Regions from separate parts of the Mus musculus genome. Here region 1 is linked to region 2. Evidence: chromatin contacts called from ENCODE Hi-C or POLR2A ChIA-PET data. All regions are on one chromosome and are shown on one strand. Each heading gives the region's core, a stretch centred on a gene start or an enhancer-like site at or near the end of the contact. The rest is flanking DNA. Distances are from core to core; before and after follow the strand shown. Region 1 holds the start of Atox1 (antioxidant 1 copper chaperone). Region 2 overlaps Tnip1 (TNFAIP3 interacting protein 1).

Evidence for each region. A loop is a pair of places that touch in the nucleus more often than their neighbours do. ChIA-PET counts read pairs that join two places held with the same protein, here RNA polymerase II (POLR2A).
Region 1: a loop to region 2 is called in a map of T-helper 1 cell, with 4 times the contacts of the local background. The contact joins the promoter of Atox1 here to the enhancer-like site in region 2. A Hi-C loop is called at or near these places in 1 of 37 maps with a recorded cell type or tissue (T-helper 1 cell). POLR2A ChIA-PET finds 5 or more read pairs at or near these places in 1 of 5 experiments (embryonic stem cell).

What each region holds. Positions count from the first base shown.
Region 1 is chr11:55,458,853-55,464,407 of GRCm38, reverse strand. Atox1 (antioxidant 1 copper chaperone) reads left to right here and starts at 3,200. Exons shown (of 4, transcript NM_009720.3): 1 at 3,200-3,320. The coding sequence starts at 3,315. It also overlaps the pseudogene Gm12235.
Region 2 is chr11:54,948,652-54,954,548 of GRCm38, reverse strand. All of the region lies in intron 2 of Tnip1 (TNFAIP3 interacting protein 1), which reads left to right. Among named protein-coding and RNA genes, the nearest start is that of Tnip1, 11 kb to the left of the region's middle. Within about 2 kb of position 1,774, at least 2 of the 3 ENCODE cell types and tissues checked have a DNase peak (open chromatin) inside an H3K27ac peak, as active enhancers do.

The DNA of each region.
Region 1 (5,555 bases), core at 1,951-4,450, 510 kb before region 2:
ACACACCACCATGGCTAATCAGTGCGTAACACACACACAATAATATTTACAATTTTTTATGGCTTTTTTAAAAAGTTTATTTATTTTATGTATATGAGTACACTGTAGCTGTCTTCAGGCACACCAGAAGAGGGCATTGGATCCCATTACGGATGGTTGTGAGCCACCATGTGGTTGCTGGGATTTGAACTCAGGACCTCTGGAAGAACAGCCAGTGCTCTTACCCACTGAGCCATCTCTCCAGCCCCTACAATTTTTTAAAAATTATTTTTTAAGAGTCCCTGTGGCCTGTCAGTCGCGTGCAGGGAAGATTTGTCTTCTAGTCACACCGAGCTGGTCGCTGGGTTTGTCAAAGGACATCAGCTGCAGAGTTTGTGATTTGGGTGCAGATTAAAGTCATGGCTGGTCCAGAAAGTGATGGCCAATTCCAGTTCACCGGTATTAAAAGTATTTCAACTCTTTCACCCTCACAGGTAGAATAAATTGTGTCCCGGCCATATACGGAGGCATTGCTTTGTTGGTCTTATACTTCAAGTTAAGGCCTAAAACAACTCTAGCTGTGAAAGCAAGAGAAATGGACTTGGAAATGTCTGACCTCATCTGTTAAGTCCCGTGCCTGAAGGAGCTGATGTGAATCCACTATGTAAAACTCAATTTGTACAAGAAATTATGAACCTGGAAAAAATATTTTTTAAATTTAAAATTAAAACCTTACATGGGTGGAGGTGGTGGCTCACGCCTTTAATCCCATCACCCAGGAGGCAGAGGCAGGCAGATCTCTGAGCCCCAGGGCAGACTAGTCTAAAGACTGAATTCCAGAACAGCCAGAGTTATACAAAAGAAACCCTATGTCGAAGATGGATGGATGGATGGATAGATAGATAGATAGATAGATAGATAGATAGATAGAATAACCTTTTCCCTTGTTCTGAGAGGCAGTCAATCAATCTAGCAAAACTTTAAATGGCAGACAATTCCTCACATACCAATTTGTTCTATTTTTAATTTTAGGGAACTGTGTGTGGTGACATCGCAACACTAGGTGCATTAAGGCCAGAAGCAAGCTGTACATCATCAGGTGAGGACTCTCAGTGAGGCATGTCAAGGGCAAGTAAAGAAAGTTGACTTCAGGAGATGAAATAAAGATGGCTTCCCTTCCCCCAGAATAAGTCTGGGGCCATCAGTGCTCAGCACTAGCTCCGTGGCTCTTGCATCAGCCTCTGGGACATTTCTGTCATGGACAGCTAGACGGAAGGTCCTTGTTCTCTAGAAGTTATGTGGAGTTGGAGCAAGGAGGCAGAGAGTGGTATCAGTTCCCTTTGGGGATATAGATGCTTTCCCAGAAGCCTCCCAGCCAGAACGTTCTGCAGGGGGACCTGTTTCTCGGACACTTATGTCTTAACCTTCTGGACAGTTGAATCTTCTCACATCCATCACACTTTTGTATCAGGGTGAAGGGTTATTAGTGCTTGGGACATGGTGTTTTGTAGTGTAGACTGGCTTTGAACTTTCAGCAATCCCCCTGCTTCCAATTCTTTTTGTTGTTGTTTGTTTGTTTTTGTTTTTGTTTTGGGGGGGTTGAGACAGGGTTTCTCTGTGTAGCCCTAGCTGTCCTGGAACTCACTCTGTAGACCAGGCTGGCCTCAAACTCAGAAATCCGCTTGCCTCTGCCTCCCGAGTGCTGGGAGCAAGGCGTGCACCACCATCGCCCAGCCTATTATGTTCTTACATTTATTTTATTTTAGTTCATTTTATTTAAGACAGGTTCTCATGAGGCTCAGACTGGCCTCCAATTCATAAATCCCCTGCCTCAGCCTCTGGAGTGTAGGGGGAATGCTTGTTTTTTTTTTTTTTAAGATTTATTTATTTATTATATGTAAGTACACTGTAGCTGTCCTCAGACACCCCAGAAGAGGGCATCAGATTTCGTTACGGATGGTCGTGAGCCACCATGTGGTTGCTGGGATTTGAACTCGGGACCTTTGGAAGAGCAGTCGGCGCGCTCTTAATTACTGAGCCATCTCGCCAGCCCCGGGAATGCTTGTTTATAGACACATGTGTGCCACCCTTACCCCATCCAGCTAGTCTTAGATTCTTAGGCTTTCCCCTGTTAGCCAACTTCTTATAACTTTTATGTTCAAATTATAGCATGGTTTCAGACTGAACCCATCCTGACACACAAAATGGCAGATTGCCTACTTAGTTTAGGGATCTCCTCTCAGCCTCCAGCTCAAGGACACAAATGGCTGGTAGAGGAGATAGATCCAGTCGGTTGGTCCTTCTGGCACTCTTGAGGAAGCCAATCTTCTTCATGGGTGTCAGTTACCCATGCAGTAACTCGGTTTACTGGGGCTGCCATAATTGGGTGGGAAGGACGCAGTCTCATGGGTTTTTTGTTTTGTTTTGTTTGTTTGTTTGTTTGTTTGTTTTTTGCATAGCCCTGGAGCTTGCTCTGTAGACCAGGCTGGCTTTGAACTTAAGAGATCCACCTGCCTCTGCCTCCAGAGGGCCAGGATTGAAGGAAGGCATGACCACCACCTGGCCCAGCTCTGCCTCAACTTTTCAAGCACTGGGATTACAGTTGTGAATTTATCTACTATGTGCCTTAAATTTGGATTTCTTTTTTAATATGTTTTTTCAGGAAAGGGTCTCAAGAAGTCCAGGATGCCCTTGAACTTTGCAGCCGCAGTAAGCCTTGAACCCAGAAATCTTCTGCCTCAGCCACGTTAGTATCCGGGTCAACAGGCCTGGCGCCCTAGGTCAGGCCACTGTAGTTTAGGGACTGAGTTGAGTGGTAAGCAAGAGAGATGGTCCCTTTAGGGAGATGCCAGATCTTTTATTCCCAGAGCCTTGGCCTTGCATTCCCTAGCCCTGTTTCAGAAATGACCCAGCAGAAAACGCAGGTCTGGCCTCCACAAGATAGCCTTAGCTTGACCTCAAAAAAGCCTGGCCTTTCCGCGTCCGGAGGGGCGTGACCTAACCCAAAAGAGAGGCGGGACCTAGTGAAATATTCATATCGAAAGGCACGGTAAGCAAGAGGAGGCCAGCCCAAGGGAGGAACCTAGCTCTAACTGGACCGGAAGGGACAGGGAATTTAGCAGATCCTTCCTCAAAGGGCCGGGCCTTGACGAAGCTAGCCCCGGAAGAGGCGGGGCATAAGTGGAGCCCAGCCCTAGGGCGGGGCCTGGCCGAAGGATGGGTTGGCCTGAGGGCGGGGCTTTCAGGAGCGCTCTCCGGAAGCGCAGCTTTGGTGTCCGGGAGAGGAGTTCCAGTCGTCGTCGCCGCTGCCACTGCCCGTGTGTGCCGCGTCAGTCATGCCGGTAAGTGGCCGTTCGACCCGCGGGAACTTCTGTCTCCAGCCCGGATGCACTGTTTCCGAGCCCGACGCTGCTGTCAGGGCGCAGGCCGTGGCCAGAGCTGCAGTCGTTTCTCAGTTTACCTTCCGCACGGTCCTCCGGCTTCGGGACCCTCCGGAAAGCTGCAGAGAGCAGTGTAGTGCAGAACACAGGCCTCCGGATCGCCCTAGAGAGTCTTCGAGAGGCAGCCCCATCCTTTTCTGCATAATGGGGAAACTGAGGCAGGGAGGTAGGGCAGAGAACCCATATAGGAATGCGGGTACCTGGCCTTTCCACATGCATACCCTGCCGCCTGCAGGCTTTCCAGAGAAGCATGTCTCTGTTCATCTCTCCTGCCCACACTGCCCTGCTTCCACTTCAGCACTGGGCCGACAGGGTACTTTCTTCCCCAACCAGGAATCCCAAAGCTCAGAGCAGAGTTTAAGGAGCCGAGAGCAGCGCTTATCTTGCCTTTGAAATCACCCCACTCCTTTGCATGGCGGCTTCTAGTCTCATTGCTTAATTTAAAATGAAGGCCTTACATGAGGCCTTGGCACATTACACAAGAAGAGAAGAAAAACCCCAGTGCTTGCTGGAAAGCGTTTATTGTTGGGAGCTAGCTAGGTAGGTAGGATACAAGATGGAGCCAGACCACCTGGGAAGTGCTGGGCAAAACCAGTTGTACTTGTTTGGGGGCAAGCTCTAATCTCAACTGAGTTCCGGAGATGCTGGTCTAGAGTTGTGGAGTGGAGAGCATTTTCCTCCCAGTGCCTCTCAACCCAGAGGTCTCCCAGGAGTATTCTGTGTTTTAGCAGCTTATCTTCTGGGAATGAACCTGAGGCTTCTTCCTGGTACAAATCCTTAAACCTCTCAGGTGTCATTCTTGTGGTTCCTGCCCATTGTCTTCAGACCCTGTCTGCACAAAGCACAGACCAAAAAAAAAAAAAAAACTTGGTAAAGTCCATCCTGCCAGTCAAGCTAGTCCATGTGACAGACTCCTTGGTGACCTCAGGATTCCAGAGTGGAGGCTGCCCGGCTGCTCTTCAGAGGGCAGCAGTGAAGGAAAAAAATAGCTTGAGGGCCTCTCTGTTCTGTGTCTGCCTCTGGGGACACAGGATTTAATGGGAGATGAACAGGCACCTTATCAAGACAAATTGCTAAGTGCAGGGAGGTATTGGTCAAGTGCTACCTCCAATCTAGCCAGGGAAGTAAGTCTTACCCAAGATAGTTTGCAGACCAAAGCTTAACCCAGAAACCTGAAAGTTTGCCCTTGGCTTGCCAGCTGGGCAGCCTCAGGCAAGTTGTTCTGCCTCTCTGAGCCTTTGTCTCCTCATCTGTAAAATCAGGACTGAAAACAGACCTTTCAGGACTGAGGTTGGTATTAACTGGAGTTATATCATCATATTTAACACAGCTAGTGACCCATCTGTCCCCAAGGAGTAGTGACTCTTATGTTGATGTAGGTCGAGTGGGGTAGAACTGGGTAGGCAGGCTTCCACTCCAATTTAACATGGGTCTCACTGGTTAAAAGTTCAAGTCTTGTGTCCTCTCTCCAGCCTAGGCCTTCCTACTCATGAGCTGTGTCTCCTGGGGTCAGTATTTAACCCCGGAGCTTCAGCCTTCTGATCTCTCACAAGGTAGAGTTTCCTGGCTTTTTGAATCATTGTAGCGATTAAAGGAGACATAAAGGAGACAGTGTAACAAGGTGTGAGAGAGTCGGGCACATCAGAGATGTGCAGATACTAGTAAACAGGACTCTAAGACACCAGTGTTCAAAGACTCAGCGTCCTCTAGAGGAATAGTGTCCTCCTCTTCCTCTTTCTCCTCCCCCTCCTACTCCCCCTCTATTCTCACTCTTCCAGTTCTAGTGTCTATAAAAGAATCATACCACTTACTGGCTTTCTGAAGTAATTAATATATATAATATAGTAATACAACAATATGTAGTATAACAATATATATTATACTTATGAGGATTCATTTTGTTATTATCGTTACCAAACATCACCATAGCCCAGGTTGGCTGTAAGTGAATACCTAGCCCAGGATGACTCTTAAACTCATAGCAATCTTTCTGCCTTAGCTTCTCAAGGGTTGGGTTTGCAGAAGTGAGCTGCCACACCTGGCTTATGGTTTTGTTTTGTGGTGCTAGGTGTTGAATCCAGGGCCTGTGTATACAATGTATGTGCTCTGTCACTGAGCCTCAAACCCAAGACCTAA
Region 2 (5,897 bases), core at 525-3,024:
GGGCTTTAGTGCACACAGGTGCTGGGTAGATACAGTGAGTTTCTGGGAATAATTTAGGAGTGATTCTTTTTTCTACTTTGGGCTGTGTTTAACAGCCGTGCACCGTGGGACCGTTCTATGTTTCTGTGTGAGATCACGTGTGTGGAAGTGGGTTGTGCTGTGCCTGTATTCATCTTGTACCCGGCAGTGGGTGGGAATTTGGTGCTGTCTCTGAGGAACTGTTTTGGTAAAGGGGAGGGAGGGACTTTTGTGGATGAAGCAAAAGTCTCTGCAGCAGCCGTCCCCACCCCCTTGTTGAATGGCAGTGTGGGAACCGTGTGAATTCCCGATGCCTCATTTTGATTTCACAGTCAGTCAGAGTGGGATTTGATCAGCTCTTACTCACAGTGCCAACAATGAGGGGTGTGGTAGAGGGGAATTCACACTTGTGAGTGGACTGTCGGAGGACTCACAGAATTGTTTTTTGGTCCTTGAGGGAGGACATTGTGTTGGGAGAGTGGAATATTCACACTAGCTAAGCAGGCTCAGCGTTCCTTTGTATCTAGTAAATGGCCTGTAAAACTAACGCATAATGGTAATTCTAGTAACCTTACACTGAGAAGTTGGCTTCTGACCTTTAATGCTGGTCTTCATGTTGTGGTGACTCCTAACCATAAATTTTGTTTGTTTGTTTGGTTTTTTGAGACAGGGTTTCTCTGTGTAGCCCTGACTGTCCTGAAACTCACTTTGTAAACCAGGCTGGCCTGGAACTCAGAAATCCACCTGCCTCTGTCTCCCTTCCAAGTGCTGGGATTAAAGGTGTGCGCCACCACTGCCTGGCCTGAAAAGTTTTTTAAATGTGTAGTTTTTACATTCAGAAATTATTTACTCTTTTGCGTATTTATTTATTTATTTATTTATTTATTTTGAGAGAGAGTTTCTTAGTCCAGGCTGACCTTAACCCTGCAGCTCTCTGTGCCTACTGGCACTACAGGGGTGTTCCACCATGCCTGATGTCATTTATTCTTTCTGACCTGATAGTGTCTCATATTTTAGCTGGACCCTCTGTCCGATTTCAATTTTACATGTATTCATTTGTACTTGGAGGTGAGTGTGTGCCTGGGTATCCATACCCAAGTGGAAGTCAGAGGACAACTTTCACCAGTTGTCTTTTTCCTTCTATCATACTGGTTTCTGGACTTGAACTCAGGTTGCTGTGACAAACACCTCTACTCTCTGAGCTATCTGGCCAGTTCTAAATTGTTATTTTGTTTTATTTTGTAATAGGGTTCTTTATAGCCCAGGCTGGCCTTCAAAACTTCTGATCCTCCTGCATCAGTTTGAGTGCTGGCATTAGAGGCATGCACCACTATGCCTGGTTTATAGGGTACTGTGGGGTTGAACCCAGAGCTTCATTTATGCTAGGCAAGCCCTGTACCAAGTAAAGTACACCCCTAGTCCCAAGGGCTATGTTCTGCTGCTGGCTTAGACTGTCGTCATGACTGTGTCCTGGGAAATTAGTTAGGTATTAGTCCTCTGTGGACACATTTAATCTTTACCCTCTGGGAGCAACAGATGGGAGCATTCAGTATTTTTATATATCTGGTCATGTTGTCCCCTCCACGTGGGTGACCTGTGGGTGTGGGTGCCTGTCCCTGGATGCCCGTAGCAGCTCCCTTGGGGCCCCAGGAAGCCATGGGTCTGACTCATTCCTTCACCCCCAGTACTGTGTCTCTGGCCCGGATGTCCCGGCTGGGTCAGACGGACCTGGTTTGAGTATGGTGGTGCTCTGAAAGGTTATTTGTATGCCTCCCTCCCCTGGGTGCTGGCTCCCTTCTGTGCCCACTGTGATTTGGCAGGCCCTGCTACCTGCTTTTTCCCAGCCGTGTGTGTTCTCAGCCTGTTCTCACACTGAGCCCTTATGCCTGCCATCCCAAATGCCCTGACCAGTTTCTAGCCCTTCCCATGGCTGCTTTTTCCTTATCTGTCAAGTCTCAGCTCAAATGTCACCTCCTGAGAGGGGGCCTTCCCTGCTCTTCCTATGCAAAACACACAGCCCTCTCACTTTCTGTCATGTTACTACTTTGTTCATTCATTTATCATGATCTAAAGTAGATTTATTTGTGAGCCAAGTATGGTGATGCAGACATTTACTCCCTGCCCTCAGGAGACAGAGGAAGGCAGATCTCTCTGACTTCAAGGCCCGCCTGATCTCCAACCGTGAGTTCTAGGATGGATCGCAGGAGGAAGTGTTTCAGCTGCCTTCAGCTGGGTGGTGGTCAGGCTGTATCTGTATGCCAGAGCTTGTTTTTGCCTTCCAGGGCTCCTCCTGGCTGGGAGCTCTTTGTGACAGCATCAGGAGCCAGGGGACAGGCTAGCCACCGTGGATGTGGCTTGGGTATAAAGTCTTTCAGGAGCACCTGATTGATAACGAGGGATTTCCAGAAGTAAGTGATGGGGGCCCTGGAAAGATGGAAGGTACAGAGTAGGGCCTGGGCCTTTTAGGGGGCTGGATGGACATAGCAGATAGTGTGTAAGGTTGTGCTTAGTTGGGGAGCTGTTAACTGGGCTGGGCAAGACCCCCCAAAGATCCCAGGCATGGGAATGTCTGTCTGGACACTCAGATGGCTGGGCTGCAGCCGAGCTGGTGGGTCTCAGTGCTAACTGTGAGGCTAGAACTGTCTCCTACTCCCCTGTGACTGACAGCTCCTAGTGCAGACCAGGTAGGTTCTGCACGCAGCTCTAAGGGATGGCAGTGTCACCCCTCAGCATTGTGGGAGATCTGTCTGCATACTGGCTGAGGCTATGGCTGAGGCTGTTAGAGTCTTAGCCCCAGGCGGCAAGTAACCCCACTTCCCAGGCCTCTGGATAACTCACCTCAAACCCTTTCCTGGCCTGCGTTCTGTGCCAAGCCCTCTCTGTGTTGGTCCTTTGCTCTGTCCCAGATGTTGGGTGGAGGGTATGGCTCAGTTAGTGGAGTGCTTACCTACCATGAGTGAACTTGGGTTCTAGTCCCAGTATCACCTAAGTCAGGTGTGTTGGGGAACACCTATGATCCCAGCACTAAGAAGATGGTGATGGGAGCCAGAAGTTCATGATCACTCTTTGCTAATGTTTTGAGTTCAGGGCCAGCCCCTGTCTCAAAAATCCAAACTAGATGAATTCTTCAAATGGTAAAACCCAGCCATTGGATGCCCCCTCCCTTGTCCATTCATTGGGTGGTCTCCATTGACTCCAGCTGGGCCAGGCCTTTCTGTGCCCTCTGGTGATATCTCTGGCTTGCCCCTCTGCTCCCTGTCTATCTTGAACCCAGGAGAGGTGTCATGTCTCCAGCTATAGACAGACCTAGGCAGCCACCAGGCTGTTGGAGGAAATTATTTCTCTGTGTTCTTCCCGTGACCTCCACAGGACGATCACACCAGAGACTGGAAAGGGTGACTGCTGAGGACTGTCTGCGTCCTTTCTGATGGCTGTCCCTGAAGGGCTGGCTATCCTTCGCTCACTAACCTTGTCTCCAGGCTATTCCCTGAGCCCTGGGGCACTTTGTCTGCTAAGCACAAGGGTGGACACAACACGACCTCAGCCTTGGCAGGCACGTGGGGATGAGGGAGTGCTGGCTCTGGGGCCCAGTCACTGGACCCTGAGATGATTCTTGTAAAATGGAGGAGCCCCTGATTCAAGGGCCTGTAGTTCCCTCTGCCCTGACCTTCACCTGGCTAGCCTCGGCTCACTGCCAGTCACTGTTTTTTGAGACAGGCTCTCTCTTCCTGGCCTAGGACTCACCAATTAGGCTACACTGGCTGGCTAGTCAGTTCTGGGAATTTCCCTTCGTCCACCGCCTCAGCTCTTGGATTATAGACAGTGTCCCCAGGCTGGCCTTGCATTCATGCTGGAACTGCAGGTGTGAGCCACTATGTTTGGCTTCTGGCTTTTTAGATTTATTATTACATTTATTGTGTATCTGTGTGAAGGTCAGGGGACAACTTATAAAGGAATGGGTTCTCTCCTATCATATGGGGGCCTGATATCAAGCTCCAGTTGTCAGTTTAGGGAGCAAGCACCCCCTTCAGCCACCTCACTACTCCCCCCCCACCCCTGCCCCGCCATCTTTAAATGTGTGTTCCGGGGCTCAAACGTAGGCTTTTGTGCTCGTGTGGTAAGCTCTTTACTGACTGAGCTATCTCCCCAGTGTCCTCTTCCCACCATATTTGGTATAAGGAGAGTTCTCAAAACCTGGCATCTTCCCCTGAGAGGGGACTTACAGGGTTGCATAAAATAGCTGTGGCACACCCTTAATCCCAGCTCTTGGGAGGCAGGGGCAGGCAGATTTCTGAGTTTGAGGCCAGCCTGGTCTACAGAGTAAGTTCCAGGACAGCCAGGGCTATACATAGAAACTGTCTCAAAAAACCAAAGAGAAAGAAAGAAAGAGAGAGAGGGAGGGAGGGAGGGAGAGAGGGAGGGAGGGAGGGAGGGAGGGAGGGAGGGAGGGAGGGAGGGAGGGAGGGAGGGAGGGAGGAAGTTAGTTAGTTGTGGCATTTGGGCTCTGAGAGATAGGCTACCCTCTTGTCCTGACGTTGGCCTCTCAGCTGATGGTCAAGGCCACCCTGGCTCAGTGATGCCTAGTGTCAGTTCTGGGCTTTAGCTGAGGGGAGGAATGTGGGTATGAAGGACAGTGGATGTGGTAGATAGGCTGCCAATCAACCCTTTGAGGCTTGCTGGTGACAGGAGCATTGGGACTGTGAAGGGATACTGTGATTTAAGACCCACTTTGATCCTGGAGGACTAGTCTTGGGTTAGGCCTTGCCCTCTGGACTTGGCTTTCTGGGAGCTGGGATCATGTTGGGTGTGAGCACCCAAGCTTTGTGCTTGTTCCTGGCCTGAGGTACATACAGGCAGTCTAGATTTTCTCTTGCCCTTTTTGGTCTCTGTGAGTACCTGCACTTGTGAGGTAGAGACCAAAGGGTCAGGGGTTTAAGCCATCCTTGGGTACTGTCTCAGTCAGGGTTTCTATTCTTGCACAAACATCATGACCAAGAAGCAAGTGGGGAGGAAAGGGTTTATTCAGCTTACACTTCCATACTGCTGTTCATCACCAAGGACGTTAGGACTGGAACTCAAGCAGGTCAGGAAGCAGGAGCTGATGCAGAGGCCATGGAGGGATGTTCTTTACTGGCTTGTTTCCCCTGGCTTGCTCAGCCTGCTCTCTTATAGAACCAAGACTATCAGCCCAAAGATGGTCCCACCCACCAGGGGCCTTTCCTCCTTGATCACTAATTGAGAAAATGCCTTACAGCTGGATCTCACGGAGCTCCTTTCTCTGTGATAACTCCAGCCTGTGTCAAGTTGACACACAAAACCGACCAGTACAGACATAGCAAATAAGAGAACAGACTGTGTCTCAAAGACCAAAAAAAGGAAAGATGGATGAGCTCTGCCTAAGGTGAAAGTTGTCCCCTCTGCCAGACCTATTGTATAGGAGTCTAGATCTGCCTTACAGAGTTAAGGAAAGACTTGAGAAGACAGCAGCCCTCAGCTGGGCCTCATCTAGAGTTGTTAACCAGGGGGGTTTGGCATGCATTCTTCTGCCCTATTTGTTGTGTATATTCAGGGTATGTGCCCTGTCACACGTGATGTACACTTGGCTTTTTATTTTATGTGCATTTTTTTCTGTGTCTTCACAAAGCAGTGAATGTCATGGGTTTGATTGCTATATAGTGTTCCACAGATTGATGGCACCTTAGTCTATTTATCAATATCCTTTTGATGGCCACTCAGGATATTTTTGCTCTTATGAAGCATACACCAGTCCCACTTTTCATCCAGCCCCTATTGGGGCTGGTGCAGAAATCTCTAGAAACCTTGATAGAGGTTCATTGGGTGGGTTGAGCTCTGCACATTGGAGAAGGGAAATAGCCTCC